Linked DNA regions of Homo sapiens: region 2 is linked to region 1. A link is an interaction called in ENCODE POLR2A ChIA-PET data of the cell type or tissue named here. Cell type or tissue: A673. All regions are shown on one strand. Each heading gives the region's core, and the rest is flanking DNA. Links, peaks and the distances in the headings are about the cores only. Region 1 has its middle 6.5 kb from the start of PTPRS. Region 2 overlaps KDM4B (lysine demethylase 4B).

Region 1 (2,907 bases), core at 105-2,604:
TAGAGACAGGCTCTCCCTGTGTTACCCAGCCTGGTCTCGAACTCCTGGGCTTAAATGACCCTCCCACCTCCCCCTCCCAAAGTGCTGGGATTATAGGTGTGAGCCACTGTGTGCAGCCAAGCCAAGAACAGAACATTCTAGTCTGATGCTGTTGCAGCCTCTGGACAGCTCCAGGAAATTGACACGTGTTACAAAGGTGTTAAAGACGCAATAGCACCAAGCTAAGCCTTCCTGCAGGCCAAGGCTTGAAGAGAACAAAGGAGAGAATGTTGTCCCCAGGGGCATGCCTCAACCCTCCAAGTTCCACACTGTGAAAAACACTCAGACTGGGAGGTAGGACATGGTGGGTTCTGGGTCTCTTTCCTGTCTGCTGATCGTGGTGAGCTGGCACGCACACTGAGGGTGTGAGTCATTGTTGGGTGAAAAGTTCAGTCAATGAACATTCGCTGCTTCTTCAGGAGCGTTGTGGGGGAGGGGGCTCTTCCCACTCTCCCACCCTCCTCTTCCTTTTCTGCCAGACCAACCTCTGCCTAGGAGCCTCCCAGAACCTGGTAATTAGCTCCATTGTGGTTTTGTTGAGATAACTCCAGGGGAACCATCAGCCGCCCATCACTGTGTACAAACAGGACCCTTCATACCAAGTTCAGGATTGTCTGCAAAGAACTCAGCCTTAAATTCCTGCCAGACAGGTCCAAAACATCTCCCCTAAACTTTCCCTGTGCCAGAGATTCCACTATCGTTGCACGTTACTTCAAATTAAATGTTGTTCTCTCTGCTCCTCTCTCTGTCTCTTTCTCCTCACAAATTCGCTTCAAACGCCAAAGGGAAGAGGAGCAGATAGGAACATCCTATTTGCTGCACACCTGCTCTGTGCTGGGCTCCATGTGGGGTTCACTTGGGGGTCCCCTGATTTAGCTGATTTGGTAAGCGTTGGAGGATTTGGGGAGGCATGGGTTAGGAAAACACTCAACAACTAGGCACAGAATGAAGCTTTCTCAACCTAGTAAAAGGCATCTACAGTCAGTATCATACTTTATGGTGAAAGACTGGATGTTTTCCCCGTAAGATTAGGAACAAGATGAGAATGCTCCCTCCCACCACTTCTATTCAACATTGTACTGAAGCCTATAACCAGGCAACTAGGTGAGAAAATAACATAAAAGGCATTCATATTGGAAAGGAAGAAATTAAACTATCTCTATTTGCACATGACATCATTTTGCATGTAGAAAATCCTAAGGGATCCACTAAAGACCTATAAAACTAGTAAATGAATTCATCAAGGCGGCAAGATATGAAATCAATACACAAAAATCCATTGTATTTCCTATGCAGTGGCAATGAACAAACGAAATGAAATTAAGAAACCAATTCCATTTACAATTGATGAAAAAGAATAAAATACTTAGGAATATATTTCCAAAAGAAGTGCAAAGCTTATACTATAAAAAATAACAAAAGGTTGAAAGATTAAATTAAAGAAGACTTAACTAAATGGAAAGACATCCCATGCTCATGGATTGGAAGAATAATATTGTTAAGATGTCTATACTCCCCAAATTGATCTAAAGATTAAACCCAATCCCTATCAAAATTTCAGTTAGCTTCTTTGCAGAAATTGGCAAGCTGATCCTAAAATTCATGTGAAAATGTTCGAGGAACTTAGAACAGCCAAAACAATCTTGAAAAAGAACAAAGTTGGAGGACTCAGACTTCCCAATTTCAAAACTTATTACAACCTACTGTAACCAGGACAATGATGTACTGGCATAAGAATAGACATTCAGATCAATGGGGTAGAATTGAAAGTGCAGAAAAAACCCTCATATCTATGGTCAATTGATTTCCATCAAGTTGTCAATTCAGTGGGGAAAGAATAGTCTTTTCAACAAGTGGGGCCAGGACAATTCCATATTCACATGCTAAAGAATGAAGTTGAATCCCCACCTCACACCATATACAAAAATCAACTCAACATGGATGATAGACCTAAATGGAAGAGCTTAAACTATAAAACTCTTAGGAAAAAATGCAGAGGAATAAATCTTAATGATCTTGAATTAGGCAATGGATTCTTTTGAGGTTCCTTTCCAGGTGATTAAAATATTCTAAAATTAAAATGTTAAAAATGTTCTAAAATAAAATAAAAATGTTTAAAAATGTTCTAAAATGTGGATGATTGGTGATGATGATGTCCCTTATACAAAGGGGAAATTTGGACACAGAGACAGACCCATATAGAGGGGAGATGATGTGAAGAAGAGACACAGGGAGAAGGCGGCCGTCTGCAAGCCAAGGAGCGAGACCTCGGAAGTAACACATCCTGGCTGGGTGTGGTGGCTCATGCCTGTAATCCCAGCCCTTTGGGAGACCGAGGCGGGTGGATCACCTGAGGTAAGGAGTTTGAAACCAGCTTGGCCAACATGGAGAAACCCCATCTCTACTAAAAAAAAATACAAAAAATTAGCCAGGTGTGGGTAGTGGCAGGCACCTGTAATCCCAGCTACTCAGGAGGCTGAGGCAGGAGAATCGCTTGATCCTGGGAGGCGGAGGTCGCAGTGAGCGGAGATCATGTTATTGCACTCCAGCCTGGGCAGCAACAGTGAAACTCCATCTCCAAAAAAAAATTGTTTTTGCCATGTTGGCCAGGCTGGTCTTGAACTTCTGACCTCAGGTGATCCACCCACCTGGGCCTCTCAAAGTGCTGGGATTATAGGCATGAGCCACCACGCCTGCCCAGGATTGGTTACTTCTGAGACCTCACTCCTTGGCTTGCAGATGGGCCGCCTTCTCCTTGTATCTCTTCTTCACATCATTTCCCCTATATGTGGGTCTGTCTCTGTGTCCAGATTTCCCCTTTTTATAAGGACACCCATCATAAGGTGGATCATAGGGTGGATCGGGACC
Region 2 (2,907 bases), core at 109-2,608, 250 kb before region 1:
GGGCTGGGAGTTGGCGCTGCAGCTGACGAGAGCATTCATGATCCCCGTGGTCAGATGCTATTTGGGTTGATGATTTTATCGGACCACATATAATCATTTTCTCATTAGGCCGGTGGCTGTGTCTTCTCTCTGCCACTCTACTGTTTTACATGAGCAGACTCTAGTATCTGTTCAGGCTTTTAAAAAAGAGATGGCCTCTGGTGAAAGCTCAGTGCTGTTTAAATCAGGAAAGGTGGCAGATGAGCCCCCTGGGCTCCAAGGCAGCAGTGGTAGCCCACTGTGTCTGCAGGTGGCCAGGGTCCTGTGATGATGCTGCCAGCCAGGCTGCTGCACACTGAGAGCTGGGGGCCCACGAGCCTCGGTGCTGGACGCCCCCACAGTGTGGATCAGATCGCAAGGGGCTGGCCAGGGCAGGGCAGAGCCTGCTAGGAGGAGGGAGAGGGCTGGGAGCAGCCAGGGTGGACCCCTCAACCTGGATCAGATCACAAGGGGCTGGCCAGGGCAGGGCAGAGCCTGCTAGGAGGAGGGAGAGGGCCCGGAGCAGCCAGGTCGGACTCCTCAACCTGGGGACCCTCCCCCAGCAGCTGCAGGCTTGAGTGTGTGCAGCACTTATGTGCGAGCATGTCGTTTGTGTGTGTGTTTCCCTGGGAATCAGACCCTGGCAGGGGCCCCCAGTCTATAGAGTGGGTGCTATGGACCCCAGCCGCTGTGAGGCAGAGTGTGCGCCCCACCAAGGGGCAGGCTGCCGAAAAGTCAGCTTCACAGGGAGCTTGTTTTAGGAGGAGGTCCTTGTGTTATGGAAATGTAGGCCACAGACTGAGGCGCACACAGGGCCGGTGTACAGTGTGGGGAATCTTTTTTTTTTTTTTTTTGAGGTGGAGTTTTGCACTGTCACCCAGGCTGGAGTGCAGTGGTGTGATCTCGGCTCACTGCAACCTCTGCCTCCCGGGCTCAAGCGAGTCTCCTGCCTCAGCCTCCCTGAGTAGCTGGGACTACAGGTGCGCCACCACACCTGGCTAATTTTTGTATTTTTAGTAGAGGTGGGGTTTCTCCATGTTGGCCAGGCTGGTCTGGAACTCCTGACCTCAAGTGATCCACCCGCCTTGGCCTCCCAGAGTACTGGGATTACAAGCGTGAGCCACCGCGCCTGGCCATGGCGTGGGGAATATTCACAACCCTACCCCATCCGGACTCCTGGCAGCATGGAGTGGTGTCACCTTGGATGGGGAGCACGGTCCCAGGTCTCCACGGGCTTGGGCAACCCCTGGGGTTCCTGCTGACCTCAGTGCCCCTGCCCAGACCCCAGTTTCTCACTTCCGTGCGATGTGGCATTTCTACACTGGAGTCGCTGGTGACATCAGTGGCGCCTGTTGCCGCGGTGCCCCCGGCGGTGTCGGTGGTGCGTGTTGCCATGGCGCCTGCCTGGTGGAGGAAGTGTCCCGCGGTGCCCCCGGCGGTGTCGGTGGCGCGTGTTGCCATGGCGCCTGCCTGGTGGAGGAAGTGTCCCGCGGTGCCCCCGGCGGTGTCGGTGGCGCGTGTTGCCGTGGCGCCTGCCTGGTGGAGGAGGTGTCCCGCGGTGCCCCCGGCGGTGTCGGTGGTGCGTGTTGCCGTGGCGCCTGCCTGGTGGAGGAAGTGTCCCTCCGTTTCTGGATTTGCCTTAATAGCTCAGAGAAGGCTGAGGGAAACCTGTGAGTGATTGTAAACATCCCATGCTAGGGAAGGGCTTGTGAGGCCACACAGGGTGGCTTCCACCAGAATCGACACTTTAAAGAGCACGGGCTGGCAGCATGTGTGGTGTGGAGTCAGCAGGGCGGGGAGAAAAGAACAAGGCACGTGCCCCATGGCCATCGGGTGATGGGGATGGTGCCTGTTCACGAAGAAGAGTCACCAAGGGAAGGAGGTGAATGGTAACCAAAGCCACCAAGATGTCAATCTCACCGTACACAGGATTCTTAAATATGTAGTAAAAGGCTGTAAAGCCCCACGTGGCGCATCAGTCGGCCATCCAGGCTTCGTGGTTTTGTTTTTTGTTTTGTTTCTTGAGACAGTCTCCAAAAACTCCAGATTGGAGTGCAGTGGTGCGATCATAGCTCACTGCAGCCTTGACCTCCTGAGATCAAGCAATCCTCCTACCTCAGCCTCCCGGGTAGCTGGGACTACAGGTATTGCACCACCATGCCCAGCTAATTTTTTGTAGTTTTTGTAGAGTTGGGGTCTCACTATGTTGTCCAGGCTGGCCTTGAACTCCTGAGCTCAAGGGATCCTCCTGCCTTGGCCTCCCAAAGCACTGAGATGACAGGCGTGAGCCGCCGCGCCTGGCCTGTGCAGGCCTTGGTGGAGCTGCTCCTTCGGTCCTGATGGGGAGCATTTCCCAAATGTGCCCCATGGAAAAGGCAAGGCGCAGAGCAGGGACCGTAGGATGTCATTGACATGAAAAGCAGAGGACCGCTGCCCTGTGTGTCGGGAGGCTGGGGCCTCAGGGCAGAGAGCGCGTTGGCCACCTTCCCTTTTGTTCTTCTGGAGCTGGGTACTGGGTGCAGTGTTGGCTGTTCCAGAAAGTCTATGAGTTCTGTCTCCGTTTTGGCTTGGAGTTCTCCTGTGGGAGGTGCCCAGCAAGGATGATTCCCCTCGGCCACCAGTGAGATGGGAACCCTCCTCCTCCTCAGCTCAGCAGAGCCGTCGTGGACCTGGGGCCCCCAGCTTCTTTGGATCTCAGGCATGGGGGGCGCAAATGTCAGTCGGGAGCTGTCAAGCTCTGTGGAAGGTTTCTGCATGTTTGCCCGAGCCCCACCAGGAGGGGCTTCAAAAGTGCTTGTCCAAGTGCAGAGCAAGGCAGGGCACAGAGGCAGAGGCAGACACAGCCCCCAGCTGGGCCAGGGCTGGTGGCCAAGGGGCTTCCTCAGTGTG

Evidence for each region. ChIA-PET counts read pairs that join two places held together with the same protein. Peaks named below come from ENCODE experiments on the same cell type or tissue, not always from the same donor. Only the 100,000 strongest peaks of a DNase experiment are listed, where the experiment ranks them.
Region 2: POLR2A ChIA-PET joins it to region 1 with 14 read pairs; 4 of 35 experiments call an interaction of 5 or more read pairs at or near these places.

The regions. Positions count from the first base shown.
Region 1 is chr19:5,345,836-5,348,742 of GRCh38, forward strand. No RefSeq gene overlaps it. Among named protein-coding and RNA genes, the nearest start is that of PTPRS, 6.5 kb to the left of the region's middle. In A673, for the core only: no CTCF peak of the experiment used is centred there; no DNase peak of the experiment used is centred there.
Region 2 is chr19:5,095,232-5,098,138 of GRCh38, forward strand. The region is part of intron 9 of KDM4B (lysine demethylase 4B); the gene reads left to right. Among named protein-coding and RNA genes, the nearest start is that of PTPRS-AS1, 81 kb to the right of the region's middle. RefSeq lists enhancers at 507-1,007, 1,018-1,518, 1,519-2,019. In A673, for the core only: a CTCF peak has its summit at 680; DNase peaks (open chromatin) are centred at 770 and 1,550; H3K27ac peaks cover 2,500 bases.